3 separate regions of the Homo sapiens genome follow, and all the other regions are linked to region 1. A link is a loop called in an ENCODE intact Hi-C map of the cell type or tissue named here. Cell type or tissue: ascending aorta. All regions are shown on one strand. Links, peaks and the distances in the headings refer to the core of each region. The heading gives the core; the rest is flanking DNA. Region 1 has its middle 47 kb from the start of ADRA1D. Region 2 overlaps ADRA1D (adrenoceptor alpha 1D). Region 3 has its middle 190 kb from the start of ADRA1D.

What was found. Peaks named below come from ENCODE experiments on the same cell type or tissue, not always from the same donor. Only the 100,000 strongest peaks of a DNase experiment are listed, where the experiment ranks them.
Region 2: it touches region 1 in a loop (2.0-fold over the local background); 2 of 110 quality-filtered maps call a loop at or near these places.
Region 3: it touches region 1 in a loop (2.1-fold over the local background); 2 of 110 quality-filtered maps call a loop at or near these places.

The regions. Positions count from the first base shown.
Region 1 is chr20:4,291,384-4,301,607 of GRCh38, reverse strand. No RefSeq gene overlaps it. Among named protein-coding and RNA genes, the nearest start is that of ADRA1D, 47 kb to the right of the region's middle. In ascending aorta, for the core only: no CTCF peak of the experiment used is centred there; DNase peaks (open chromatin) are centred at 4,117 and 4,407; H3K27ac peaks cover 927 bases.
Region 2 is chr20:4,222,880-4,233,103 of GRCh38, reverse strand. The region is part of intron 1 of ADRA1D (adrenoceptor alpha 1D); the gene reads left to right. Among named protein-coding and RNA genes, the nearest start is that of ADRA1D, 21 kb to the left of the region's middle. RefSeq lists an enhancer at 294-794. In ascending aorta, for the core only: a CTCF peak has its summit at 5,892; a DNase peak (open chromatin) is centred at 7,133; H3K27ac peaks cover 5,149 bases.
Region 3 is chr20:4,438,228-4,448,451 of GRCh38, reverse strand. No RefSeq gene overlaps it. Among named protein-coding and RNA genes, the nearest start is that of ADRA1D, 190 kb to the right of the region's middle. In ascending aorta, for the core only: no CTCF peak of the experiment used is centred there; a DNase peak (open chromatin) is centred at 5,181; H3K27ac peaks cover 4,222 bases.

The sequences.
Region 1 (10,224 bases), core at 1,341-9,340:
GATCAACCAAAGGGCCAGGAAGGGTAACTTTGAATCAGTACTGCAGGAGGTCTCATCCCAGATTCATCCTGATTAGGGACAGGGAAGCTGGGGTATTTATACCCTGACACTTGTCAGTCATTAGTTAAGAGCTGCCCCCAGGGTATAGATTCCTACATACTGTAATCTTTGTGCCCAAAGTGGGTTCCAACACAAAGGAGTCTGGGAAATGTGGATCTCTGTGGAGAGAAAAGGACAAGAAATGGATCTGTGAGCAAACCCATGACAGGCATGCCTAGTGCCTTAGGAGACTCAGTCTTACAGTCATAATGCTTGAGATATGCTTTCCAATTTCCACTTCATGTTTTTAGAAGGTAACTCAGGGTTATTCAAGGAGTACCCAGAATCTCCTGAATTTAGCTTGCATGTGTCTCCTGAATTGGCTGCATGTGGTTATGAGGCTCCAACATGGATGCCACCCTCTGAACAGGACAGCTGGCTCAGTCAGGTGGCGTCTGCCCAGAAACTGAGGCCCTGGAATTTTCCATTTGCTGAAGTCTCCAAGGCCTGGCATCTTATCACTGGAAAGGGGAACAAGATGATGCATTGCAAATAGAGGTGCAGCAAAAGAGCATGTTTGACTATTGAAGAAAAACCAAGTTAGGCTTCCCTTGTGGTGGCAGGAAAGTGAGCCTTGAGAAAACTTTTCTAAAAATTGTTAAAATCAAAGAAATACCTGGGTTTCCTCTAAGCTGTTTTGGAACATCAGTCTCCTGGATGCAAATCACTGTGGTGTCTCCACACTGGCAGCATCTGGGGGCAGAAGGGCTGGGGATGGGAGACAGGGAGCTGGAAGAGCCTCAGCAAACCCAGGACTGGTTGGAGACCATACAGGGAGCAAGGAAGAAGGGCCTTACTCACCTGCCATGCTGGCTGCCCTGAGCGGCCACATCTGCCGCAAATTGTATCTTGGAATTAAGCCCCACCTGCTAAGGAGTTAGCTGCAGAGAGTGGCAGCAGGGCACAAGTGAGGGGCAGGGAGTCCAAGCATGGCCACAGGGTCCCTGCTGGTGCCTTCAAGCAAATTTGGACCCCTTTTTTCACTCCCAGCTCTGGCTTGACCAAGGTTCTGGGCCACCTTTGGGGCATTTCTCCCACCTTCCATCACCTGAAGATCCTACCCTCAAGCCTGGGAGGCCCCAAAGCTGCCAACTCTTCTGCTACACATCCTCATCCAACCCAGCTCATTGGGAATTGGCCCAGACTTTAAGCAGCTCCTCCCTCATCCCCACCATTAAAATACAGTGGCTCAAGAGGCAGTAAGTTGTAAATTCTGTTACATTGGGATGTTAGGGAGTAATAATGTCTTTATATGTTCTTCTATCCTTGCTTGAGGATACAAGATCTAAATCAAGGAAAGAAGGTGTTAATGGCAAGACTTCAAGCATGTGACAGGCCAATGGAAGAGATATTTGGGAGTGAAGAGACCCCTCCGGAGTTATCAGTTAGCAGACCCAGTGGTTCTAGAACTCGAAGAGTATAGGAAGCACAGCTCCCATTTAAATCTACAAACTCTCTGGACACAGCACAGATGCTCCCCTGGGACTCAAGCCCATCAGGCTCTAGCTGCTGAATCAGACAACTCTACAATAGGAGGAGGCAGGATGAGTACCAGATGTTCAACATCTGTGCCAGCTGATTAACTGGTAATTAGTGTGAAAATTCCCTTTCCTCAGTTCTTAGTGAATTTTTATTGAGATTAAAATCAAGTCAAGGCCAGTTGCAAGAATCTCTCTTTATAAACACAGAGAAGGCAAGTGCCTCTAAGTGCACAGCCAGAAAAAATTATCTTCATATTCTGCTTGCAAGAGCCAAATGAATGCCTGCATTCTGCGTGCTTCTTTATTCAGAAGAAAAGGGCAGAGATAAGCTATATTTTGACTCCTAAGCCATGACTTTAAAAGAGGACCGGAAATCAGGCAATGAAGCCCTATGGACTAGTTCAGGATGACTGATATCACTGCCTGGTCTCTATAACCAACAGAGTCACCAAGGTGAGGGACCTCCCTCAGCCCACCACCACATCCTGATAATGGTGGTCTCCCTGTTCATCATTACCACCCCTGTGAGTTTTACCATCTTCTTTCTCTTCATAATGACCATCATGATCATCATCATCATCATCATCATCATCATCACCAAAGACATCAGTCATCTCCCTCATTCCACTCAACATTGAAGTTTGGCTCAATGTCAACTCTACTGGGGAACTTTCCCAGCCCATCTTTTCAGGCAAGGTTGGTTGCTCCAAAATGGCATGCTCCTGGAGGGGCTATTTGTGGGTATGTTTCTCCCACCAGGCTGTGAGCTTCTCAAGCACGAAAACTTATTTTCAATCTTTGTCTCCCTAGCACCCAGAAAGTGCCTAGAATATGGTAGGTTTACAATATCTACTTACAGAATAAAAGATTGAGTGAGAAGACATGTCAATAGCTTGGATCTCAGTTCTGCCTCTGAATCCCATTTGCCCCAACTACACAGCTCTAAACAAACCCATTCCTTCCTCCCCATGAGCTCAACTACACCTGCGGTCTTCAGACAAACCATTGTGTCTATGTTCTCTCTCTGGAAGTGGACAGTCGAAGGTATGGTGTGTCTGGATTATTGGAGGAGAAAGCGAATCTGTGGGAGATATTTGAGAATAAACACCAATAAGGCTTGGTAGCAGACTGGATAGAGAAAATAAAGATGAGGGAGGAGCCAGGTGACCAGAAGGCTGCTGCTGACAAAGACAGGTGCACAGTCAAAAGGAGACCCAAAGACAGAGCAGGGAGTTCAGTTGAGAGAAAAATTGACTTTGGGAGGTCAGCAGTGCTCAAGGGGAGAGTTCCAACAGGTCAGTGAAAATACAAGACTTCTGAAAAGAGAGGGTTGGGAAGGAAATGATGGTAGTCACCCAAGTCCTGGGGAGTCACACCAGAGTGGCTGTGCATTGTCACCAAGAGGGCACTGATCAAAGGGACTGTGACAATGATTCTGCAAGACAAGGGTGGGAGAGAGGACTGAGTCAGAGAGGGGCTGGGCTCCAGCCCCTCAGAACTCCAGGACACAAGTGGTACGTCCAGAGCTGGGCATGTGGAATTTGTAGTCACCCACAAATTGATAAAAATTGAGAGCATGAAATATTATCCATGTGAGAGTTCTAAGGACAAAAGGGTGGGCGGAGGAGAGCAGCTGGCCTACAGTGGGCTTTGGGAGCACCACCATACATTGGGGGAAGATGCATGGAGGTAAGGATCCCAAGAATAAGTCGATAGAGCAGTGCCATGTTAGAGCCTGAGGCAGAAGGAAAAAATTACTATGCTGATCCTGTCTTAAATTTTTAATATTTTACTTATGAATTTCTGTATTGATTTTGATTTTTTAAAATATTCTATTAAAATATTATTTATCTTGAGAGACAAGATAGAATACAACAGTTGAGCAATATCCTTCTCAAGAAAAGGAGACAGAGGCAGCTGAACCAACAGACCCAGTCCAAGCACTGGGTCCAAACATCTCAGATTCAAATCCTGGCTCTGGCACCTTTCAGATGTGCAATCTTAGGCCAGTCACTTCCCTTCCCGAACCGTGGTGTCCTCACCTGAAAATGAACACCTTCCTGGCAAAGTTGTCACAATGCCTGCTCAATATAGGTGATTCCTAAAGATCTGCCCCGACCCCTGAGTCCTGAAGGCAGCAAGGAAGAAAACTGAAAAAACTGAACAAGGAGAAAAAGTCAGGAGAGGGAAGTGAGGCAGATACAGCCAGGAAACCAGGCTCCTCTCCACATGGGACAGACGGATAGATCCGAACAGGACTGGGGTGCTCCCTCCGCTGTCCGCATTTTACATATTACACTACACTCTATTTTTTTAACATCTGTGACTTCCTTCCGTTTGTGTAGGGGATGGGGAAATCTAAACCTTTGTTTCCCACAAGGCGGGAAAAGCCTCGTGATCAGAGGAGGCTGGAGCCCAGTCCCTCTCTGACTCAGCCCTTTCTCCCACCCTTGTATTGTAGAATCATTGTCACAGTCCCTTTGATCAGCGCCCCTTGGTGACAACGCACAGCCACTCTGGCAACTGGGGAGAAGCCAGTGGGGGAGGGTGACTGCCATCACTTCCTTCCCACCCCCCTCTTTCTAGAAGCCTGGAACTCAGCAGCATGTTTTCCCTGGTGGAAAATGTCCATGTTTGGTGTCTGCCCAAAGGAGAATCTCTATGGAAAGTTTGAGAAAGATTCCCTCTGGCTGGGAATGTGAAAAAAGTCTGTGCCTTTCCCAATTGGAAAAAGAGGAGAGAACATACTTGAGACGTGGTTATTTTTGTCTCAGATTCAAAAGGAGCTGACTTGGACAGTGCTCACTTGGCCTCGATTCCCATCGTCTTGCTTGTAAAGGCGATGGAATGAGGCGCACAGAGGTGACGCTGACCCCAAAATGCTTACGTCTCTTCTCAAGAATTTTTTGTTACACTTTCATTAGGTATATCTTACAAACAATAAAATGCAAAAATCTCAAGAATTTTGTGTGTGCAGCTTGATGCATTTTTACATAGGTGCATAACCATATAATTCCCACCCAAATCAAGACATAAAACATTTCCAGTACCCCAGAAGGCTCCCCTGTGCCCCTTCCCAGTCAATACTCATCCCCCAAGGCTAACGAAATTAGCTTTGCCAGCTCTTAAATGTCATATAAATGGAATCCTGCAGTATGTGTGTGTGTGTTTTTGGTTTGTGTTTGTTTGTTTGTTTGTTTGTTTTTGTTTTGAGATGGAGTCTCACTCTATCATCCAGGTTGGAGTGCAGTGGCATGATCTCTGCTTACTGCAACCTCCGCCTCCCGGGTTCCAGTGATTCTCCTCCCTCAGCCTCCCAAGTAGCTGTGATTATAGGTGTGCACCACCACACCAAGCTAATTTTCGTATTTTTAGTAGAGACGGGTTTTCACCATGTTGGCCAGGATGGTCTTGAACCCCTGACCTCAGGTGATCCACCTGCCTCAACCTCCCAAAGTGCTGGGATTCTTTTCACTCTACATAGTGTCTACGAGATTCATCCATATTGCTGCATATTATATTTGTTTGTTCAGGCTGCCATAACAAAGCACCATAGACGGGGTGGCTTAAACAACAGAAATTTATTTCCCCACAGTTCTGGAGACCAAAGCTCTGAACTTTTGGTAGATTGCATTTCTTCTGGGGCCTCTTTCTTTGGCTTGTAGATGGCCGCCTTCTCCCTGTATCTTCACATGGTCTTCCCTTTGTGTGTCTGTGCCCTAAGCACTTCTTCTTAGCAGGATACCAGTCATACTGGATTAGTGCCTGCCCTAATGACCTCATGTAATTTAATTACATATTTAAAGACCCTATCTCCAAATACAGTTGTATTCTGACATACTAGCAGTTAGGGCTTTAACGTATGAATTTGGAAGAGGGACACGATTCAGCCCATAACATGATAATACTAGTTTGTTCTTTTCTTACTACTGAATTGTATTCCACTGTATGACCCTACAACAAGTTATTTATTTGTTCTCTTATCAATATGCATTCAATCATTTACAGTTTGGGACTATTGCATATATTGCTGCTATCAACATCTCTAGAACATGTTTTTATTGAACATACATATTCATGTCCTGGGCATGTACTCCCAGGAGTGGAGTTGCTGCATCATGAGGTAGGGGTCTGTGTAGTTTTTGTAGACACTGCCAGTTTTCCTGTGTAGTTTTCCAACGTAGCTGTATGCTCCTATGAGCTACATATGAGAGGTCTGGTTGCTCCACACCTTTGCTAACACTAGTATTTTCACTGTCTTTTATTTTAGCCTCTCAAATAATCTTAAAGATGGTTTTAAAGCAAGTCCATCTGCAAAATCTACACTCCTCATACAGCATTTGCTATATACATCCATGGATAACCCCAATTTCCTTTGTGCCAAGAACTCTGGCATCTCCCTCCAACCCACTCCTGATCAGGGAGGAAAATCCCTATCTTGGGATTTTTAGTGGGAAGGCTCTGCGGGTGGGACAGGCACAGCATGAGGACCTGGGGAAGCCCAGGGCCAGGAAGGAAGTAACTGACTGAGGAGCTAGGAGGACAGGAGAGAGCCAGGTCAGGATGCAGTTGAAAGAGTCGTTGCTGGACACCTGGGGAAGGAAGGCCACAATTGAACCTGTCATAAAGAGCTTTACAGGAGCCCCTGGAAGTTGTCTGATGATTCCTTTCTGACAGTTCTGGCCAGCCTTTGACGAGAAGGAAATCCTCGGAGTCCCTGGTGTCTGGGCACCGACAATCAGTTTTCAGAGCAGACTCTTCAAAACATCATCATCCTGAAGGTCATGGATTTAGAACAGACCCTCTACTCCCCAATTTCCTCTCCTACCGTGCCTGCCCTAGTGCTGGAAACCCCACACACACTGTCATTCCCCCAGGTTATGACATTTTCTGGTATCTTCAAATCTCCAAAGAGTGTCTGTGTCTAACAGGAACAGGAAGATGATCATGACTTATCCAGGCCCCCAGGTGCAAATCCAGTTTCTCAGAGCCAGCAGCAGAGGGGCCTATTTGGAAAAAAATATAAAGTAAATCTTATCTTACTCCTTACACAAGATAAAATCAATTAGAAGCAAATGTTTAAGTGGAATTTAAAAACCATAAAAGTATGAGAAGGGAAGAATTGGTAAATGTATTTGTAATCCTGGAGGGCAAAGTCCTTTCTAAGATAAAAAACCCAGAAGCCATAAGGAAATAATTGATACCTACAACCACATAAAAATTAAGTCCTTTTAGAGGAGCTGGTACCATTCCTTCTGAAACTATTCCAATCAATAGAAAAAGAGGGAATCCTCCCTAACTCATTTTATGAGGCCAGCATCATCCTGATACCAAAGCCTGGCAGAGACACAACCAAAAAAGAGGATTTTAGACCAATATCCTTGATAAGCATCGATGCAAAAATCCTCAATAAAATACTGGCAAACCGAATCCAGCAACACAGTAAAAAGCTTATCCACCATAATCAAGTGGGCTTCATCCCTGGGATACAAGGCTGGTTCAACATATGCAAATCAATAAACGTAATCCAGCATATAAACAGAACCAAAGACAAAAACCACATGATTATCTCAATAGATGCAGAAAAGGCCTTTGATAAAATTCAACAGCCCTTCATGCTAAAAACTCTCAATAAATTAGGTATTGATGGGATGTATCTCAAAATAATAAGAGCTATCTATGACAAACCCACAGCCAATATCATACTGAATGGGCAAAAACTGGAAGCATTCCCTTTGAAAACTGGCACAAGACAGGGATGCCCTCTCTCACCACTCCTATTCAACATAGTGTTGGAAGTTCTGGCCAGGGCAATTAGGCAGGAGAAGGAAATAAAGGGTATTCAATTAGGAAAAGAGGAAGTCACATTGTCCCTGTTTGCAGACGACATGATTGTATATTTAGAAAACCCCATCGTCTCAGCCCAAAATCTCCTTAAGCTGATAAGCAACTTCAGCAAACTCTCAGGATACAAAATCAATGTACAAAAATCACAAGCATTCTTATACACCAATAACAGACAAACAGAGAGCCAAATTATGAGTGAACTCCCATTCACAATTGATTCAAAGAGAATAAAATACCTAGGAATCCAACTTACAAGGGATGTGAAGGACTTCTTCAAGGAGAACAACAAACCACTGCTCAAGGAAATAAAAGAGGATACAAACAAATGGAAGAACATTCCATGCTCATGAGTAGGAAGAATCAATATCGTGAAAATGGCCATACTGCCCAAGGTAATTTATAGATTCAATGCCATCCCCATCAAGCTACCAATGACTTTCTTCATAGAATTGGAAAAAACTACTTTAAAGTTCATATGGAACCAAAAAAGAGCCTGCATTGCCAAGTCAACCCTAAGCCAAAAGAACAAATCTGGAGGCATCACACTACCTGACTTCAAACTATACTACAATGCTACAGCAACCAAAACAGCATGGTACTGGTACCAAAACAGAGATATAGACCAATGGAACAGAACAGAGCCCTCAGAAATAATGCCACACATCTACAACTATCTGATCTTTGACAAATCTGACAAAAACAAGAAATGAGGAAAGGATTCCCTATTTAATAAATGGTGCTGGGAAAACTGGCTAGCCATATGTAGAAAGCTGAAACTGGATCCCTTCCTTACACCTTATACAAAAATTAATTCAAGATGGATTAAAGACTTAAATGTTAGACCTAAAACCATAAAAACCCTAGAAGAAAACCTAGGCAATACCATTCAGGACATAGGCGTGGGCAAGGACTTCATGTCTAAAACACCAGAAGCAATGGCAACAAAAGCCAAAATTGACCGATGGGATCTAATTAAACTAAAGAGCTTCTGCACAGCAAAAGAAACTACCATCAGAGTGGACAGGCAACCTACAGAATGGGAGAAAATTTTTGCAATCTACTCATCTGACAAAGGGCTAATATCCAGAATCTACAATGAACTCAAACAAATTTACAAGAAAAAAAACAAATGATCCCATCAAAAAGTGGACAAAGGATATGAACAGACACTTCTCAAAAGAAGACATTTATGCAGCCAACAGACACATGAAAAAATGTTCATCATCACTGGCCATCAGAGAAATGCAAATCAAAACCACAATGAGATACCATCTCACACCAGTTAGAATGGCTATCATTAAAAAGTCAGGAAACAACAGGTGCTGGAGAGGATGTGGAGAAATAGGAACACTTTTACACTGTTGGTGGGACTGTACTAGTTCAACCCTTGTGGAAGTCAGTGTGGCGATTCCTCAGGGATCTAGAACTAGAAATACCATTTGACCCAGCCATCCCATTACTGGGTATATACCCAAAGGATTATAAATCATGCTGCTATAAAGACACATGCACACGTATGTTTATAGCCGCACTATTCACAATAGCAAAGACTTGGAACCAACCCAAATGTCCAACAATGATAGACTGGATTAAGAAAATGTGGCACATATACACCATGGAATACTATGCAGCCATAAAAAATGATGAGTTCATGTCCTTTGTAGGGACATGGATGAGGCTGGAAATCATCATTCTCAGCAAACTATCGCAAGGACAAAAAACCAAGCACCGCATGTTCTCACTCATAGGTGGGAATTGAACAATGAGAACACATGGACACAGGAAGGAGAATATCACACACTGGGGCCTGTTGTGGGGTGGGGGGAGGGGGGAAGGATAGCATTAGGAGATATACCTAATGTAAATGACGAGTTAATGGGTGCAGCACACCAACATGGCACATGTATACATATGTAATAAACCTGCACGTTGTGCACATGAACCCTAAAACTTAAAGTATAATAAAAAAATTAAGTCCTTTTGAGGGATGAGAAATACTACTAAGAAAGCCAAAAGATGAACAGGAAACAGGGGTGGTAAAATTTGCAACACATATGTCAAAGGATTAACCTTCCAAATTCACAAAAAAAACCTGCACAAAGCTGAAGGAGACTACCAATTCTATGGGGGAAAAAATGGAGAAGAGGGTAAGAACAGAAGGTTATAATGCAAATGTCCTGTATACATAAGACCTCCTTAATAATAAATAAATCAATGCAAATTAAAACAAGAAGATACCTTTCCAAAAACTAATTGTACTATCAGGAATATAAATAGTTAATAGGAGCCATTGCAACGACAGTCTAGGGAAATAGGCATCTGTGCACTATTAGTGAATATATATATATTGATAGAATCCTTCTGGAAGATAATTTGGCAACACCACTAAGTTTTATAATTTATACAGCATTAGATCCAGCAGTTCCACAGTTAGCAATTTAACCTCCACACATACTGACAAGAAGTATCTGATATATATGTTCAAAATGTTGATGACAGCTCTGCTTTGTGGTAGCAAAAAAAAAACAGAAGCAATTCAAATTTTAACTAATAAGGAAGTGGGCAATAAATTGTGGTACATGTATTGTAACGGAATACTATATGCCTGCAAAAAAGAAAAGAATTAGGCAGACTTCTAAGTAATGATATAAATAAATCTCCAAGATATATTAAAGAATACAATTCACTGAAAAATGAGTGAGACTTCATATAAATAAAAACCCCAAGAGTATAACAGAAATCGTTTTATCTACAAACACTCAAGACACCTCAGTAACAGTGGCTTAAACAATAAAGA
Region 2 (10,224 bases), core at 2,136-10,135, 69 kb after region 1:
GTTTGAACTCCTGGGCTTAAGCAGTCCTCTCGCCTCAGCCTCCCAAGTAGCTAGGACGGCAGACATGCATCACTGTGCCCAGTTAGGAATTTTTTGAAAGAGGAATTTCAGGAGACACCTGTGAGGGAGGGCGGGAAGCCAGAGGGGAAGAGCTAAAGCCAGGGTGTGGTTGAGGCAAAGCTTGGCCTTAGCCCGACCCCACAGGGATCCCTGGGGCAAGAAAGGCAGAACTGGACTGTGCTGAGGCAAGGGGGCCGGCCTTCTCTATCACCACATCAGTCTGTCATTGGCTGCAGGCTGTCCCCTTGGGAAGCAGGTGTCATGGACCCAGTTGAAGCAGCTCCCATTGACTGAGGGCAGTTGTCCAGAGAAGGGGCAACAGCTAGCCTCTGACTGCCAACACAGCACCTGGGGACCCCTGGGCAGGGCACCAACATCATCTGACTTCAAGCCTGAAAGGGACTTTGTGAGCAAAGACTTGAAGGAGTTGAAAGAGATGGCCAAGCAGCTCTTTAGGGTTTCTCCCAGGAGTTTGGGGTCATTCTGATACTCTCTCCAGCTAGCAAGCCCCACCCCAGCCCTTCTGAGCAGTCTGGATGGATGGACGTGGAGCTGAACCTGATGTGGCATGCCCTGCAAGGCGCCCTTGAGGACATACAGGCCAGCAAATGCCACACGGCCTGGTGTAAGCAGAATGAAGCATGCTCCGAGCACGCACACTCCAGAAGCCGCTATCACCCCTCAAACCCCAGTGGAGCAGGCAATCACAGGAACACCCTTGGAGAAGGTTCTAGGCTGAGTTGAGGCTGAGCTCCAGGGGAAATGCCCCCTATGGAGAGAGGAGGAGGACTAGCCTCCTCGCCAGACCAGCCTTGTGAAAACCCAGAGGCTGCCGGGCGCAGTGGCGAATGCCTGTAATCCCAGCATTTTAGGAAGCCGAGGCGGGTGGATCACCTGAGGTCAGGAGTTTAAGACCAACCTGGCCAACATGGCGAAGCCCCGTCTCTACTAAAAATACAGAAAATTAGCCAGGCGTGGTTGTGGGCGCCTGTATTCCCAGCTACTTGGGAGGCTGAGGCAGGAGAATTGCTTGAACCTGGGAGGCAGAGGTTGCAGTGAGCCAGGATCACGCCATTGCACTCCAGCCTGGGCAAGAGAGCGATACTCTGTCTCAAAAAAAAGAAAAAAGAAAAAGAAAACCCAGAGGTGGGATGGGCTCACTGCTGGTGGGGCAGCTGCCAGGAAGAACAAAGGGAGTGGCTGTGCCTCCTGAACCCAGCGCCCCTAGAAGCCCAAGGGGAGTTCTGTTTCTCTGTTTAAGTGATGTCAGGAGAGGACCAGGAGCTTTGGGACTAGACCAACTCAGATGCATGTCCTGACCCTAAGGGCTACTTGCTCTCTGGGTAACTAGAATCATTCTGCAAAGCGGGATGCCATGAGGATTCATCGAGAACTACATAAAAGGCCCAGCATGGTGCCTAGAAGGTACTGAACACTCGGAAAGCGTCAGCTCCCTTTTCCTTCCTCTGCACATTAGAGGCCACCTATTCAAGTGCCATTTACTTGTTCATTCAAGATATTTCAGAGTCCCTGCTTCGTTCGAGTCAGGCACTTGTGCTAGAGGCTGGGATAAAAAGAAAAACATATTGGACAGTGCAAAAACATGCCTTTTAGAAAATTTCTCAGGCCAGACATGGTATCTTACTCCTGGAATCCCAGCACTTTGGGAGGCTGAGGCAGGAGGATCATTTGAGGCCAGGGGTTCAAGACCAGCCTAGGAAACAGAGCAAGACCCTGTCTTTACAAAAATAATAATAATAATAATAATAATAATAACAATTAGCCAGGTGTAGTGGCACATGCCTGTAGTCCCAACTAATTGGGAGGCTGAGGCAAGAGGCTCACTTGAGCCCAGGAGTTCGGTGAGCCATGATTGCACCACTGCACTCCAACCTGGGTGACAGCAAGACCCAGTCTCTAAAAACAGAAAGAGAGAAAGAAAGAAAGAAAAGAAAAGAAAAGAGAGAGAGAGAGAGAGAAAGAAAGAAAGAAAGAAAGAAAGAAAAAGAAAGAAAGAGAAAGAGAAAAGAAAGCAAAGAAGGAAAGAAAGAGTCCCATACCTGCCTTCAAGAAACCAAGAGTCACATAGAGTAGATGGAGCAATAGCAAATTGTATGAACCTGTAGTTGCACGGGAAAGGACAGCTGAGCCAGGCTGGGTGGGGAGACACCTGACCTGGGGCTGCAGGGACTGGGGGAGGAGGCTCCTGGGAGCAGCAAGTCCTGGCAGAAAGGCAGAAGAAGCCCAGCTATGTGGGAGGATCTGCTTGAGGCTTAACGTGGCTGAATTTGGAGGAAGGCAGGACAAAGACAGCACTGGCCCTAGAAACGTTGTGTTTCCTTGTGAGCAGCACCATGTTTCGATTGATTCCTCTGAGCCACAGGAAGCCACTGACAGTTTTCAGAAGGGAAAGGAGAGAAACCAAGTTTTAAGGAAAAGTCTCCCAGCAGCTGTGTGCAGAGTGGAGAGGATATGGGTTGAGGCCAGGGGCTGTGAGGCCAGGGGCTGTCAGGGGCTGCTGCCGCCACCTAAGCAAAATGAAATGACAGAGCAAGCCAAGGCTTAACAAACACAGTGAAGTGCAGGGGACCTGCTAAAAAGGACATCTACCGCACAGGACGTGGTGACCAGTTGGATGTGTAGGATACAGAGGAGGGATTCATTCAGCAAACTCAGCAAGTGTTATGCACCTGCTGTGTGCTTGATATGCCTGTGAGGTCTTCTTGGCAATGGGAATGCAGCACCAAGCAAAACAGACCCTGGCCCCACCCCAGGGATGTTCATTGCAGGGAGATAGATGATAGACAAATGCATCATGACTCAAATAGGACAGAAGGTGACAAGTACCATGAGGCATAACAGAGCAAGCTGAGCCAGACAGGGAGCACAGGGTTAGGGGATATTGCAATTGTGAATACGAAGTCAGTGTGATCTCATCACAAAGGTGAGGGTGTGAGCCACATGGATATTGGAGGAAGAAAATTCTGGGGAAAAAGTGCAAAGGGCCAAGGTGGGTGTGCATCTGGCATGTCCAAAAAGCAACAGGGAAGGCAATGTGGCTGGAACAGAGTAGGCGAGGGAAGGAGAGGAGAGGAGAGATTTGGGGGGACATGTTGAGCTGTGTAGGTCATAGGCTCTTGCTAGGAGGAGGCAGAGGAGCTGTTGGAGGGTTCTGAGCAGAGGAGTGACGTGACCAGTCTTTTCAGTCTTTCTAGCTGCCAGGGTGAGAAAAGATTCAGGGGGCAGGGGCACAAGCAGTGAGGGGGCTGCTGGATTCATCAAGGCAAGTGATGATGGTGTCTCAGACAGGGTGGGAGGGCGCATTGAGGGTGGGTGGTTGAGTTCCAACCTCGTCTCCTTCCTCTCTGCCCTCAATCACTGCATTCTGTCCACACCAACCTCGTCATCGTTCTACAAACATACCGGAGCCACCTCAGGGCCTTTGCACTTGCCGTTTCCTCTGCTGGAATGTTCCTCCCCAGATCTCCACACACCTCATTCACTCACTTCATTCAGCTCTTTACTCAAATGTCACATTCTCATCAGGACTTTCCTGGCCACCTTATCCAGAATTTATACCACCACCCCTAGCCACATATCACAAGCACACTCGCCCCCATCTTCCTTCCTGCTTCATTTTTTTCTCCTTAGTATACCTTTACTCTTTGATACCTTTACATTTTCCTTGTTTATCCTGTTTATTTCCTGTCTTCCCCAGTGAAATGTAAGCTTCATGAGGACAGGATAAGTGTGAGATCCACTAGACTCCCAAGTGGAGATGTCTAGGAGGCAGCTGGATCTATGAGTCTGGAATTAAGGAGAGAGGTCTGAGCTGTAAAGTCAATATTTAACACCATGAGCCTAGATGACACTGATAGGAGAATGCAAAGACAGGAAACTGCAAGACTAAATGAGGCGCTCCTACATTTAGCAGTGAGGATGTGAGGAAGGAGCAGCAAGGAAACTGACAAGGAGTAGGAAAAACCAAGAGACTGTCATCCGGGAAGCCACAGATGAGATGAGTGGCACCCAGGAGGATGAGGGCAGTGTCTACAGGTTGAGGGCCTGGGAGGGGTGGAACATGTGGGGCAAAGCAGCAGAGCAGAGTGAGGTCAGGTGGGGACAAGGAGACTGTAGGTGAGGGCTGGAGACGTGGAGAGAAGAAGGTGGTGGCCAGGGAGCCAGCAAAGGGGCAGCAGCTGTAACCAAGGCAGGCTTGTGGGTGGCTTAAGGATCGAGGGCTCCACCATACAAGTAGGGACACTAACCTTGGGTAGGAGGAGCGATCCCTTCCTTACCAAAGAAGATGAGAGGTGCAGAAGGCTGGGCGAGTGCCTAGTTTCTGTGGCCTCTGCTTTCCCTGTGAAACAGGAGGTAAGATCAACTGCTCTGGAGAAGAAGGGGCAGGCTGCAAGGCTTGGAAAGAGGGGTAAAGATTTGGTATAGGAAAGGTTACACTGTAGGTAACTATATGTTCCCTCTCTATTTCACCATTTAAGGCTAAACTCCTCACACCGTGCTTGGCACGTAGTAGGTGCCTCATACATTCTTGGACTCTTTGTATCACACCTTGCACCTCATCCATTACCAACTCCTTTAGGCTGCCAAATCCCCCCAACTTTGCACTACCTCCTTAATGCCACCTTGATCAACACTTCCATCATTGTCTACCTGCGATGCAGTAAAGAGCCGGTAAAGGAAAAGGGAGAGAGCTGGCAGAGGACAGGAGCCTAGATCACTGGAAATATGGGACATAGAGCTGAGGTCAAAGACCCCAAGCGTGTTCAAGGAGCGACTAAATTGCTCCAGAGTCAGGATCTGGCTGGATGAGTCTCCCTACATCCAGAAGGATGAGGGGGTTGGTGGAAAAGAGAACAGTTAAGGTGCTGGTGAGTAGGAGTCTCAGCTAAGCAGAGAAGGAGGAATCCAAGGAGCTGGCAGGAGGTCAAAGTACAGATAAGGAAGAGAGAGAAAAGACAGGAAGTTGCACTCAGTGGCTAATGGATTTTAAGTGAAGAAATGAAATGCTCAGGCTTATATTTTAAAAGGATCCCCAGCTGTGTACAGAGAGCAAGCTTCGGAGCCGGGGGCGGGCACAAGGCAGGAGCAGGAAGGCCGCTTAGAAAGGCACTGCAGGGGCCAGGAGCAGTGGCTCACGCCTGTAATCCCAGCACTTTGGGAGGCCAAGGCAGGCGGATCACCTGAGGTCAGGAGTTCAAGACCAGCCTGGCCAACATGGTGAAACCCCCATGTCAAAAAAAAAGAAAGAAAGAGAAGAAAGAGAGAGAGAGAAGAAGGAAGGAAGGAAGGAAGGAAGGAAGGAAGGAAGGAAGGAAGGAGGGAGGGAGGGAGGGAGAGAGGGAAGGAAGGAAGGAAGGAGGGAAGGAAGGAAAGAAAGGCACTGCAGGTAGACAACGATGGTAGCCTGGACCAAGGTAGTAACATGAAGGTGATACAAAGAAAGTCGAGGGGACTTAGGGGCCAACAGGAGTTGGTGATGGATGAGCTGCAAGGTGCGATACACAGAAAAGAGTCCAAGAATGTATCAGGTACCTACTAGATGCCAAGTGGTAGGAAGAGCTTAGCCTTTAAAGGTGAAATAGACAGGAAACTGATCGTTACCTATAGTGCTTTAGGCACTTAAAAGGGAGAGTGATGTGCTGCGGGTGGGAGGAGAGTAAAATAGCTCAGCTGGGTCAGGAGCGAGTGGTGTAAGAGAGACTTCAGAAGGAGATGCCACTGGAGCTAGCACTACCAGATATAGAGGAAGGGCATTCCAGGATAATCATGTGCAAGAGCCCAGAGGCAAGACTGGGGAGCCCCTTGTGGCCAGAGTGCAAAGTGAGTCAGCCTGGCCACTTGGCTGTTGCACATGAAGACAGAGGACTGCAGAGAGACATTGGAGCCACAAAAGAACAAGGCCTGTGAGCCAAGTGCCCATGCTCAGGGGTCTTGGGGCAGTTCCCCATTTCACACTCATGGTATGCCACGGAGAGGAAAATGCCCAGTTGTCTTTCTGACTTCCAGAGATCCCTGCATGAGGCTGTGGGCCCATGAGAGAATGCTGAGGGGTGCAGTCAAGAGAGTGGGCAAGTGCAGGGCGGTGTAGGTGGTGGATTGGAGCACTGTGGGCAGAGGCAGGTGTGAAATTCAAACCGGCATCTGTGAGCGGAACAGGAGAAGTCTCTTGAGAGCCGCTGCCTGCGGAATCTGGAGCCCAATGCACAGATTGTTTGTATTTCCAGGCAACATGTCTGCATGCAGTGGGCAGAGAACACATAAAACAAAGTTGTGGCAGATGCCACTGGTTCCCCACCCATCTCCCCCAGAGCTTTAGTGCATGAGGGCCAAATTCTGTTAGAGCACTTGCCTGCATTTCTTTGCCCAGGGACTTTCTCTGCACACTCATGTGGCAGAAAGGAAGTGTGGAAAATTAACACCCAGAGGGAGCAGCCCAAACAATGACTGATGGGAATGGGCGTATAAATACCCCACCTCCCTCACTCTACTGGTGTGAGAACACTGAGGTTTGTGCTCTTCATAGCCATCCAGAGCTCCCCCATTGCCCACAGTGATCCGTAACTTGATAACACACTTTATTGGCTTCCTTCTTTTCCCTGATTCTTCTTCCCACTCACTCAAGCTGTTTCATTTACCTCCCAAATTAAAAACTTGTATTTCTACTCTTGTCAGTCTGCTCTGGGAGAGCCCAAAGTAAGACAAAACCTCAACAGGATACAGTGGGAAAACCTTGGGGCTGAAAGGCTGAGTTTGTATTACAGCTCCTTCTCGTGTAAGGACTTCCCAGCTCACAGCAGACTTCAGGTTGGTTGAGCATAAATTACCATATTAATGTTTACAACATGACCTGGCCATACTACAATATGCCATGTTGCCCACCAGTCTGAATAAAAACCATGCAATAACAATGCCCTTTGGCCAGCTTCAGGCTCACCACTGAAAAGCATAGTCCACTGATTTGTCATCCTGGGCTAAATATAAAAGAATTGTAGCTTGAGTCAGAAGGCTATTTTCAGCACTCTGTCTTAGTTCGCGGCCATTGAGCGATGCTGTTCTTGAGGGCCACTTTCCTGGAGGCTGAGGTCAACACTAGTGGCCCCCACATTCCAGGGATGGCCCAACCTCTCTCCCGGGGAAAATAATCTCTTTCACACATCCTGACTAATGCGCCAGTGGCCCCTAAAACCCACTAGGTCTCAGCTGCTGTTTCTGGCCACTCTCCAGAGCTAGAAACTGGGTCCCTTCCCAGATGTGAGTTCTCTTCACTCAAAAGCCACAGAAATGGAGGTAAGTAATAGATACTAATAAACCAGGCACGGTGGCTCACACCTGTAATCCCAGCACTTTGGGAGGCTGAGGCAGGCGGATCACTTGAGGTCAGTAGTTCAAGACCAGCCTGGCCAACATGGCAAGACACTACTACAAATACAAAAAGTAGCCGAATATGATGGTGCACCCCTGTAGTCCCAGCTACTCAGGAGGCAAGGGGATCACTTGAGCCCAGGAGGTGGAGGTTGTAGTGAGCCAAGAGCGTGCCACTGAAGTCCAGCCTGGGTGATGGGAGAGAAACCCTGTCTCAAAAAAAAAAAAAAAAGAAAGAAAAAAAAAAGTAATAGCTACCAATACTTTTTAAGAGCCTGCTAAGTGCTGGGACCTAAAATATATGAATCTTCACAAAATTCCTTCTAGAAAAATAATATTAAAAGGAAAGTAAGACTTAGATGGGCCAGGCACGGTAGCTCACGCTTGTAATCCCAGCACTTTGGGAGGCTGAGGCAGGCAGATCACGAGGTCAGGAGTTGAGACCAGCCTGATCAACATGGTGAAACCCCGTCTCTACTAAAAATACAAAAATTAGCTGGGCATGGTGGTGCGTGCCTGTAGTCCCAGCTACTCAGGAGGCTGAGGCAGGAGAATTGCTTGAACCCAGGAGGAAGAGGTTGCAGTGAGCCGAGATCGCACCATTGCACTCCAGCCTGGGTGACAGAGCGAGACTCCATCTATTTAAAAAAAAAAAAAAAAAAAAAAACTTAGATGGCCACATAACCTGCTTAGGGCCACATGACCAAGGTTTGAGAAGCCTGTGCCATATGATGCTATGGGACCCTCCTCTTCCCCTGCGGTGTCTCTTAGCACCAGAAACTGTCTCTGTATGGTGGGAGGAGGGGTGATAAGCAAAGCCGATATTCCCCAGGTCAAAGAGAGGGGAATGGTGCCTCTGCCTCCTCAGTAGGGATCCCTGCTCTTTTTTTTTTGAAGGCAAGAGGAAGAGAGAGAAGGTCCCATAATTTGTTAAGGACCCCCCCCTACCCCTGGCCTGCTTGGTCTCACAGGCACCTGCAGCCTCTATCCAGGATGGAACACCCCTGGCCCGCTTGGTCTCACAGGCACCTGCAGCCTCTATCCAGGATGGAACACCCCTGGCCCGCTTGGTCTCACAGGCACCTGCAGCCTCTATCCAGGATGGAACACCCCTGGCCCCCTGCTTTCTTGCCCCTACTGCTGCTGAGGGTGAGTGAGGTTGAAAGAGTGGCCTCTGCTGCCTGGATTGTGCCTTTGCATTTGGTCATGTGCCTTTCTGGAAAAATGACCTTTTCTGGGTCCATGGTATGGATGTCAGGGGAGATGTTTGTGGAAAGGAGGGTCTTCCTGGCACAGCTCAGATCCTAGTGCCCCTGCCCCATCCTCCCTGGCACTCTCCTTTTTCAAAGCCATCCCAGAAGCCTTTCCTGACCACTTCCACTGGAACAGCCCCATTGCCCTGCATTTCAACAGCCCATGAGCAGTGTGTTTATGGAGGCTTAATTCCAGGCTCTATCTCTCACCTGCTTAAAAATATTCGCGGCCCCTAAGCATCCACAAAATAAAAGCTGAACTTCACAGCATGTAAGCCCCTTCACTATTTGTCCCAAAAGAGATTTTCTGAGTTTATCCTATAGGATATTCCCAGGACCCAAACTTGGTATTTTCTTGCCCGCCTGTCCTTCCCACCTGTAATACCCTCTGCCCTGCCTCATCCTGGCTGACCCCCCTAAGCTGTCTCTGAGCCTGTGGCTGCCACCCTACATGCACACACAGCTGCAGTGGGGAGCTACAGTGGGAATTATGTCCTGTTAAACCTGTTGTAAATTGAAAATATCATAGGTCAAAATGCATTTAATACATATAACCTACTGAACATCATAGCTTACCCTGGTCTACCTTAAACATGCTCAGAACACTTACATTCACCTACAGTTGGGTAAAATCATCTAGCACAAGGCCTATTTTATAATAAAGTGTTGCATATCTCATGTAATTTATTAACTACTATATTGAAAGTGAAAAACAGGATGGTTCTTTGGGTACTTGAAGTATGGTTTCTACTGAACGCGTATCACTTTTGCACCATTGTAAAGTCAAAAAATTAAGTCGAACCATCAAAGTCAGGGACTGTCTACACTGAGCACCACCATCATCACCCCACCTGCATCTCAAAGATATTTATTCACATTCTAGCTGGGAAATAAGGGCCATGTGTAATGCCTCCTCGTGTGTGTGAGCCCAGCACAGCACCTGGCAGGGAGCAAACCTTGGCCAACATTTAATTCGAGGGTCCTTACCCCTTTTTGTTACAGACTCCTTAGGCACCTGGGGAAGCGTATGGGTCCCTTCTCAGAGTCACGCTTTCAAAAGCATAAAACAAAATACAAAAGATTACAAATGAAACTGATTTTATTGGAAAAGCCATCAAAATATTTTTACAGGAAATGCGTGACTTGCTAATGAATATGCTTCTGCATTAAGGTATTACATAACAAGATCTAGTTCAATTGTTCTAGGACCATTTGCTGAAAAGACAAATGAAAAGACTACCCTTTCTCTATTGAATTATCTTTGTACCTTTATCAAAAATAAATTGACTCTGTGGGTCTAAAAAAAAAAAAACAAGATCTAGTGGTGCATTCTAATGACTGTCATTTCCCAAAAGTGAGGAGCATAGAGAATATTTCAAAACATCTGCAACAACTGAAAGTGATAGGAAAATATCCGTGGGGACGGCTAATGTTCGTTTGAATCATATTATCAATTAAAGAAAAAAAAGCTTTTAAAAAATTAACATTAGTTTTATTTAGAAGTCTTATTGAGGACTATAGACTAAGC
Region 3 (10,224 bases), core at 1,204-9,203, 150 kb before region 1:
GAGATGACATACTTATTTTGCCAGTTTATAGATGCTTTATGTCAGGTTAAGGAAGTTTTCTCTATTTCTAGTTTTCTGAGAGCTTTTAATCATGAATAGATATGTAATTTTATCAGTTACCTTTCCTGCATGTATCGAGATCATCACTTGGTCTTTATCCTTTAATCTGTTATTGGCTTTTCTAATGTTAAACTTTCTTGTATTCCTGGGATCAAACCAACTTGGTCATGATAATATTTTCTTGAGTTGAACTTGGTAATTTTTTAATACCTTGCAAATAAGTTCACAAGTGAGATTAGTCAATAATTTTTCTTTCCTTATGTCTTGCCTGCTATGGGTATCAAAGTTACACCCATGTCATAAAATTCATTGGAAAATATTCTTTATTTCCCTATGATCTGAAATAGTTTGCATATGTTTGAAATTATCCATTACTTAAATGCTTGATAGAATTTGACTTTGAAACCATCAGAGTCTAGTATATTTTTGAAGAAAAATTTTAAACTACTAATTCAGTTTCTTCAAGGTGTAGTTATAAAATACTTATCTATTTCCTCTCAGGTCCATTTTATTAAGTGGTATTTTTAAAAGAATTTATCCATTTCATATCTATTTTCTAATTTATGATTTAAAAAGTTATTCCTTATACTCTCTTCCTATGTTTTTAGTTTTTTTACATCTGTTGTAGTTTTTCCTCTTTTCTTTCTAATATTACTTTATTTGGTTTTTGCATTTTTATTGATTGATCTAGCCAGATATTTGCCTATTAATATTTTCAAAGAACCAACTTTTAGTTTTATTAATGCCCTAAATTATAAAACATTTACTAGATTTTGGATTTTTATTTTTAACTTGATGTTTCATTTCTTCTACTTCTTTGCATTTATTTTTCTTTTTAAAATAACTTCTTAAGTTCATGCTAAGTTCGTTAAGTCCTAGCCTTTCTTCTTTCTTAACATAAGCATTTAAAATATTAACTCTTCATTTACTATACTTCTTTAGCTGCATCTGTAAGTGTTGATATTTGATTTTTTTGGTTATAGTTCAGGTTTTTAAACCATCTTTTCAATATTATTATGATTTCTTTTTTTGCTCAGTGAGTTGTTTAAATAATTCATTTAGAAGAGTAATTTTAAATATGTGAATACAGGGGAGGCACACACTGAGTCCCAAACAGTGAAACCTGTTTCCTTTGTCAGAACAACAGACACAGGGCATGCAGCTGCCAGCAAGTGCCTAGATAGAGACACAGTGACACTAAGAGGGAGGAGGGGTGGAAACAGAGATTGAGGTTTAAAATATGATGATAAACTTAGATGCCAACTCTGCCAATTAATAGCCGAGACTCATTCCTCTATAAAGGAAAATAACAATATCAGCGGCTAAGTTTTTTAAATATGTATCCTTTAACTACAATGATGTCTCTGAAGACTGCCAGTGTTTGTTCTCTTTTCACAGGTGAATAAAAATTATAGCTTTAAAACATTACGTGACTATTATTGTGTGGTAAAGAATTTAATCTTGCCTAAAGGGAGGTGTGACCATTACCCTAGGCTCTTGGAGGTGATCTCCAACCCCTTAGAATGTCATACCTGATAGGAGTGTCTTTGCTTGCTGGGGTTGGGGTGGGGAGACTTAGACCAGCCAGATGGCAAAAAATGTGATTTAGGGTGGAGTTTTAGGTCACCCAGTATGAGATTGACTTCCTGAGGGACTAGAAATTGACATCAGCCATGTAGACAATCCACCATGCCTAAGTAATGGAACTCCAATAAAGACTCTGGACTCTATTATACACACAATCTCTGCTTCCTCCTCTTAATTCTTCTGTGAGCCTAAATCTGCTCCAAAAATTAAATTCTATCTATTAAACACACACACTCACTCACTCACTCAAGATTGAATTATGCTAAGGTTTGCCTTCCAGGGTTCCATCCTGCCTGGGACACCAAAAGAGACAGCCTTTAAACCTAAGCAAAGAAGTCAGGGTCCCTCTGGCTGGATCTCCCCAAACAATAGCACCAAAAATTCTTCCCCCACCTCTCTGATGGTCCTACAAATCCTGCATGAGAGCATCTCCTATGCCCTGAACATCTGCTGAGATGCAAAGGCCCCTAGGAGAGGGTCTCAGGGTCATTTCCCCTCTGTGTGAATGTGTTTGTTAGAGCCCCTCCAGAGGGTGGGAAGCAGGCTGAAGAGGGACAGAAAACACCTGAACAGGGGTCTTCAGACCTGTAGCACACAGCACTCAGCACAGGAAACCTTTGACTAACCAAGGCTGATCCCAGGTCTCAGCTCACCACTGCTCCCAGAGAAGGCACTGCCACTTCAGGTCTCAGGTCTGCATGTTCACACGGGCTTTCTGTAGAAATGCTTCATTCTTATGGGGGAATTGCAGGCAGCATGCCAGTCTGTGCAGGGCCAAGTTTGGGGAATGCACAGACTTTTTAGATTTTAAAGCCACACTCCGTAAGGGCTGCCTACTCTGTTTATGTGTAACTGCTTCCAAACATGAATTCCACTCATCCACCCCACCCTGTGCTGTGAAGCCAGTGGTTGCCATTAGCGGCGAGAGGGATGGGAAAAGTTATCAGGGTCACTGGAGGGAGGGAAAGGTCAGGAGTTGGGTAGAAAAAAGACTAAATAAGAAAGGAAATGTGTCCTTCCTGCTGTAAATCCCATTGAAAAAGAAGGAACTGAACGCAGAACCCTATGGAGCTCGTTCCATGTGCATTATGGAACCTGCCACCACCCAAAGCCCTCACCTGGGTTGGCCCTGGAGACTTGTTTGTTCTGGCTTAGGACTGCCGGCCCATTTTGCCAGCCACCCCCAAGTCTAAACTGGCACAGCAGAGTGTGGGCGTGAACTCTATCTTTGGAAGTTCTTCCTCTCTCACCATTAAAAATAACCCATCCCAGCTGTCCAATGTGGTTTGCAACAGACCCTCACAGTGACCCCACTCCTACAACCAAGGAAAATAGAGATGATCTATTGAGTGTGACATGGGTCTCCCAGCCACTGCCTCATTCTCTCCTCCCCACAACCATTTCTCCCTGTTCAAGACTTCTTGGAAACACTTGATTTCAGGAAAAATCATCAGGTTATAAAGCCATGTGCAACATCTCAGTCCATTTTGTGCTGCTGTTACAGAACACTGAAGACCAGGTAATTTGTAAGGAACAGAAATCTATTATTTCAGAGTTCTGGTGGCGGGGAGGTTACAATCAAGGCACAGGCATCTTGCAAGGGCCTTCTTGCTGCATCATCAGATGGTGGAAGGCAGAAGGGCAAAGCGACAAAAGGGGACCAAACTCCCCCTTTTATAATGGCATTAATTCCACCCATGAAGGCAGACTAATCACCGCTCAAAGGTCTCTTAATACCTCTTAATACTGTTATAATGGCAATTAGATTTCAACATGACTTTTGGAAGAGACAAATAGTCAAACCACAGCATGCAGTATAAAGTGACAAAGACAATTATTTGGTGATGCCTGGAATTTGGGATTCATAAATATGAGTGACTAGGGAGGAATAAAAAGCCACAGTTGGTGGGAAACCCCAGGGTAGTCCTTTCCCTAGAAACAAGGGCCATCATCAATGGGACAGAAACAAAGAAAAACAATTTATTGTGACCTTGAATCATGTTCATGAGTGGTGATTTCTTTCTGTGGTCAACCATTCTAAGCAAGAACTGCTTGAGTGCATGTGATTCATTTCTGCAAACTTGTTCTAACCTGAGCTTTTAATTTTAGACTAGAGATCCAAGTTAAATATTTCATGTGAACAGACCAAGAATAGAAAACGAGAAAAAAAGAAAGATAGAAAGCCCTTCATTACACAAATTGCAATGCATATTCAACCAACATTCATGGAGTGCCAACGATGAGTCAGGCATTGTATTCCAGATATTTCTGCATCTACTAATATCCCTCATCATACCACACCATTCAAAACCATGCCATCTTGGATTCCATTTCCTTTACAAGGAGACTACTGGTCAACTTATGCATGCAAAGTTTTCCTGGTAGAGTTACCACTCCTTTTGGCCCCACTCTGCCTGGCTCCAGAGGAATGACTTTTTCAAGGTGGTATAGCCCTGAATGGGCTGAATAAGAGAGAAGATATCTGGAACAGCCACCAGTACGTGGCTATCTGTAAGTCTTAGCAAGGAATTGCTGAGTGGCCTGTTTCAGCCCATCTCTCTGGGGCTGCTTGTCCAATATCCTATCTTCCATGATTTGGTAATAGTCTCTCTTTTCCTGCCTGCTGTGGACAGCAGAAGTTGGGCTCACAGGGTCCAAACCATCATCTCCTTCCAGTCCTGGCTCAATGAACAGCCCCAAGTGTGGTTGGAATAGCTGTGAGCACCTCGTGTGGGCAGGGATGGGCTCCGTATCACCTTTCTCCAAACCACCTGCAATGATTTGAATGTATGTGTCCCTCCAAAATTCATAGGTTAAAACCTAATCACCAAGGTGATGGTATTAGGAGGAGGCTTCTGGGAAGTGACTGATTATAAGGGCTCCACCCTCATGGAACGGGATTAATGCCCTTACAAAAGAGGCTTGAGAGAGTTGCCTCCAGCTTCCACCTTCTGCTACGTGAGGACGCGGTAACAAGGCACTATCTTGGGAGCAAAGAGAGCAACCCTCCCTTACCAGACACCAAGCCTGCCAGCACCTTGATCTTGGACTTCCCAGCCTCCAGAACTATGAAAAATAAATTTCTATTGTTTATAAATTATCCTATCTAAGGTATTTTGTTATAGCAGCAGGAAAGGACTAAGACACCTCCTGTTCCCATGTCCAAACTGGGACCTCCCTGGGGGGATGACAACTCCCCAAAGTCCCTCCACACTGGGGAAAGAATAAGACCTGGGGTTTGGCGCACCTCCAGGAGCCTGGTTCTAACCTGTGGGATGAAATTACTGAGCTTTATTTTCTTCTCATAAGATTTTTTAAAATTTAGAACTTCACTCCACATCCAGCCATATTTGATCATGTTTAGCTTTTGGCTTTAGAGATGGTATTGGGCCAATAGCCTCCATGGAGAAAAACGCCTTACTTCCTTGCCCACCCAGGACCAGGACAGCTGATTGCTGAGGAATGTCATTTCCCCGCCTGGCACCAGGTCACTTCCTGATCCTAAAAGGCTCCACTCAAGTCAGCTCCTGCCCAGCCCCTGGGGCAATGCCGGACAAGGCTCCAGCAAACTGATTAATGTGTCCTGGGCCAGACAGGTTCCTTGGTGGCTATTTTTACTCACTCACTCACTTGGTGTTTTAGACAAATCCTACAGTCATGCCAATCCTCCTGCAGCCTACCACCCGCAGTTTATAAATCCCACCACTGAAATGTAGGTCCTATTTATAGTGTGAGCTAAATCCTGTAAAGTGCAATCATTCATTAAACCCCACATAGATCTCCCCATGCCCTGGGCGAGGCCAATGAGCGGGAAACACAAAAGGCAGAAAATGTTTGTTTAGAAGGCATTAGCTGCAGATACTTCCTCCCAAGCCACCTTATAGGTAGGCAGAGACCTTTGGTGAATAATCCAGGGTAACATTTAGGCAGCTTCTCAGGGCCTCATAAATAAGTAGTATCTGGATAGCAAGGGGAGAGAATTTTTTTTAATTTCCTTTTTTTTCTTTTTTGAGACAGAGTCTCACTCTGTCGCCCAGGATGGAGTACAGTGGCGCAATCTTGGCTTACTGCAACCTCTGCCTCCAGGTTCAAGCAATTCTTCCACCTCAGCCTCCCAAATAGCTGGGACTACAGGCACCTGCCACCACACCTGGCTAATTTTTGTATTTTTAGTAGAGATGGGGTTTCACCATGTTGGCCAGGCTGGTCTCGAACTCCCCGCCTCAGGTGATCCACCCACCTTGGCCTCCCAAAATGCTGGGATTACAGGCATGAGCCATCACACCTGCCCAATTTCCATTTCTATTTTACATTCAGGAGGTACATGTGCAGGTTTGTTACAAGGGTATATTGTGTGATGCTGAGATTTAGGCTTCTATTGATCCCATCAGCCAGATAGCAAACATAGTACCCAATAGGAAGTTTTCCAGCCCTTGCTCTCTCCCTCCCCCTCTTCTTTTGGAGTCCCCAGTGTCTATGGTTCCCATCTTTATGTCCGTATGTACCCAAGATTTAGCTCCCACTTATAAGTGAGAACATATGATATTTCATTTTTCTGTTTCTGAATTAATTTACTTAGGATAATGACCTCCAGCTGCATCCATGTTGCTGCAAAGGACATGATTTTATTTTTTTCTGTGGTTGCATAATATTCCATTGTGTATATGTGCCACATTTTCTTTATCTAATTCACCACTGACGGGCACTTAGGTTGACTTCACATGTTTGCTATTATGAATAGTGCTGCGGTGAACATACAACTGCAAGTGTCTTTTTGGTAGAGCGATTTATTTTCCTTTTGGTATTTACCCAGCAATGGAATTGCCAAGTTGAATGGTAGTTCTATTTTTAGTTCTTTGAGAAATCAGAAGATAAATCTTTAATTTTACACCTACCATTAGCTAGGAACTATAAATGATGCATTGCTTTATCCCTGAAAGCCCCATTTTATACCCATGAGAAAAATGAACCTCAAAGAGCCAAGAATTTGCTCATGGAAAGTGGTAGATCCAGGTTTTAAATGCAGGTCAGACCCAGTCCCTGTGTTTATCCCGTATGCTATGCTGAGATGTCTTGGATGAATGTGCTTATGGTGAAGCCTCAGCAAAATTGTGGGTACACCCAGCTTTGTCTCCTGGCCCCAAATCTCCTTTTCCTTACTTTGGGCATTAACTGCTGTTGAGGTCTCACAGCCTGATGGTCATTATCCCTGAATGGCATAAATCAACAGGCTGTATGAGCATTGTGTGAGATTCTACATGAGGGAGAGCATTTCAAACCCATGACAGATGAGAGAAGTTAGTACCTCCATCATCTTTCTGTAGCCTGGGAGCTCCCATCACCATTCTGAGCATGTGGGGAAGCCTTGCCTCTTCTGAGGCTAAATAATCCACCCCTAGGGTTTTCAGGGACTCTAAAACTAAACTGGCTTGTGCCGCAGTCAAGGCATTTGAGGACATTCCTATCATGTCTCTCATCCTGTACAGCTTGGAATCCATAAAAGAGCAACTCTTGGCTGGGCATGGTGGCTCCTACCTGTAATCCCAGCACTTTGGGAGGCTGAGGCGGGAGGATTGCTTGATCTCAGGAGTTCAAAATCAGCTTGGGCAACATGGCGAGGCCCTGTCTCTACAAAAAATAAAAAATTAGCCTGGCATGGTGGTGCACACCAGTAGTCCCAGTAACTTAGGAGGCTGAGATGGGAGGATTGATGGGAATATTGCTTGAACTTTGGAGGTTGAGGCTTCAGTGAGCCATGTTTGGGCCGCTGCATTCTAGCCTGGGCAACAGAGCAAGACCCTGTCTCACAAAAGTGGGGGAAACTCCCTCCCCAACCCTTCATCCTTTGCAGACCTTATCTTTTTCTCCTCCTGGATCCCCTCAATAGATACCCAGCCTACCCATCCCTATTCCATCCTAGTACCTCTCTGGAACTTTCCTTCCATTATAAGCAAACCCCCTTGTGTCCTAAACCACTAGCAGGAACTCTCCCTAAGGACCGTGACTTTTCTGCAGCCCTCTTCATTGTGGGCTGCTCTTCTCATACTCACACACCACTGAGACATCCTCCTGATCCCATTTTACTCCTCTGATGATGGTTTGGACCCTGAGAGCCCATTGAGTAAAAATCCCTCTTCCTTTGATGCTCCCATCATCCAGGTCTGCCACTCTGTGGCTCATCTGGTTAGTTTAAACTGCCCACCTCCTCGCCTTGCCATCTCATTCACTAACCACTTGAATTCCAGCCTGTTGTCCTTCCTCTGCACCATTTCCTGATGTTGTTCTGGGTGATCCCAGCGAGCTGGCCCTCTGACAGCCCATCTGCACACTTTGTGTTTTCCTCCTAGGTGCTTGCTCTATCACTTCTGTTTTATCTCAGCCTTTCAGTTCCACTGGCACTGGCGGATTGGCCACGCTTTCAACCCTGGATTCCTCCACTTCTCTTCTTCTACCTCTTAGAGGTCTCTGTCCCTTGACACGCCTCCCATATCATGTATCTTGCATCTCAGCTGCATCCTGGCCTGTTTTCTGTTTTGTTTTGTTTTCTCTCAGATGGAACACTTTCATCGGATTGTCTTCTATCCAGAACGCTCAGTTTCCTTGTACATGTATCTGTCTGCCTCACCTGTCCTGCAAAATGCACACCCAGGGTCAATACCCAATCCATTTTCTCCACTTCTGAAGCCAAGGGTTGCTGGAGAAAATCAGATCATTATAAATTCAAGTTCTCCAAACTTAATTTGGTGCCTGAATTAAGCAATTCTGTTACTCATCTTCTGGGGGAGGGAGAGGAAGATTCATCTCCCTCCACCATCTCAATTATTCTAAACTTCTTTGCCCTCATAGAGCCCCTACTGAAGCCTTCCCCTGCTTCTCACTGTCAGTGATGACTCTGCCTTCTGCTTCATGGAGACATGAACGCCATCAGACATGAACACCAGCTTCCTATCCCTACACCCTCATATGCCTATCTACACTCACAGCCATCCCCTACCTTCCCCTGTACAAGGCCAGCCCCTCAATCCAGTCTTCCTCTTTCCCTAACACTTTCCATTTGTCTTTCTCCGCTGGAAACTTCCTCTCAGACTCTAAACAAGCCTGACATCCGAAACAGTCATGTTTATTTGTTGCCCTCTGTCTGCTCTGTAATTGCTCTCCTTCCCTATTCGTCCACATCCTTCCAGAAGACTTGGCACTGTTTTACCCATGAAATCAGACCTTGCTTTTGCCAATTACTCCAACTACTCTCCCAGCAAAGTCACACATTACCTCTATACCATGTTCAGTTCTAATCTCGCTGGATTTCTTTGTATCTTTGGAATTCTCCGTCTCAGTCTACTAGGGCTGCTATTTTTTAAAATGCCATCAGCTTGATGGCTTAAACAACAGAAATTTATTTCTCATGGTTCTGGAGGCTGAGAAGTCTATATGGTTCCTTGTGGGGGCTCTCTTCCTGGCTTGCAGATGGCCACGTTTTCACATGGTGGAAGAGAGAGAGAGGGAGAAACCTCTCTGCTCTCTTATAGGGGCATTAATTCCACCATGAGAACCCTGCCCTCATGACCTCATCTAAATCTAAAGGCCAAAGGCCTCATCTAAATAAATTTGAATCCCAAGGTCTCATCACCAAATACTATCACATTAGGGGTTAGGGCTTCAACATATGAACTCTGGGAGAATACATCCCGTCCATAGCACACTCCCTTCTCTTTAAAACATTCTATTCCCTTCCCTTCCATATGACTGCACTCTCCTGAGGTCTCTCTAGCACTGCCTTCTCTCCTTTTTGGGGACCCTCTTCCTTTGCTTGCCCCTCGAAAGTCAGTCCATCCCCACTGCTCTCTAACTCCTACAATGACCTTATTAGCTTTCAGTTTTAATTGCCACCATATGCGGATAACTTCCAGATCCACCCCTCTATCTTAGACCCTCATGCACTCACAGAAGACTCACAGACACTGACCATCCTTGGATGCCCCATGGGCACCTCGAACTCAACAGACCTAAAATAGCATTCATTACCTTTCCCACCTCCAAATCGCTCCTGATTTTGGATTCTGTCTCTCAACTGGGGGCTTCACCACACACAGCCAACAAATTAGAAACTTGAGGGTCACCCCTGAACCCTTAATCTTCCTTACTCTCTACATCTATTCACTGAATTCAGTCAATCCATTTGACTTCCTCAAAGCCATGGCTGAACAGCAGTATAAAAGCCATTTAAGCATTTATGGGATTTTCCAAAACAATACAATCACCTCCTTAGTAAACTAAATGAGTCCCACACCGCCAGTCAGAAAGAGTGTAAAATAATGTTTTTCAAGATGGAATTACCGGGGTTTCTTTCTAAATACAGAGAAGAGATCAAACCTACAGAAGCAATAGTTAAAGTTGCATTGTTGACACTAAAAGGTCACATGATTGCCAATAAGCTCATAAAAACAGCTGCAAAGATATTCACAGAGATGATACTCAGAAAGGAAGTAGAATGATGTTTTACCAGGTATCACTTTAGGATATCATGTGAAATATGAATTTCTCCTACCTGTGTATGTATTAGCTTACATTTTGTTTTTC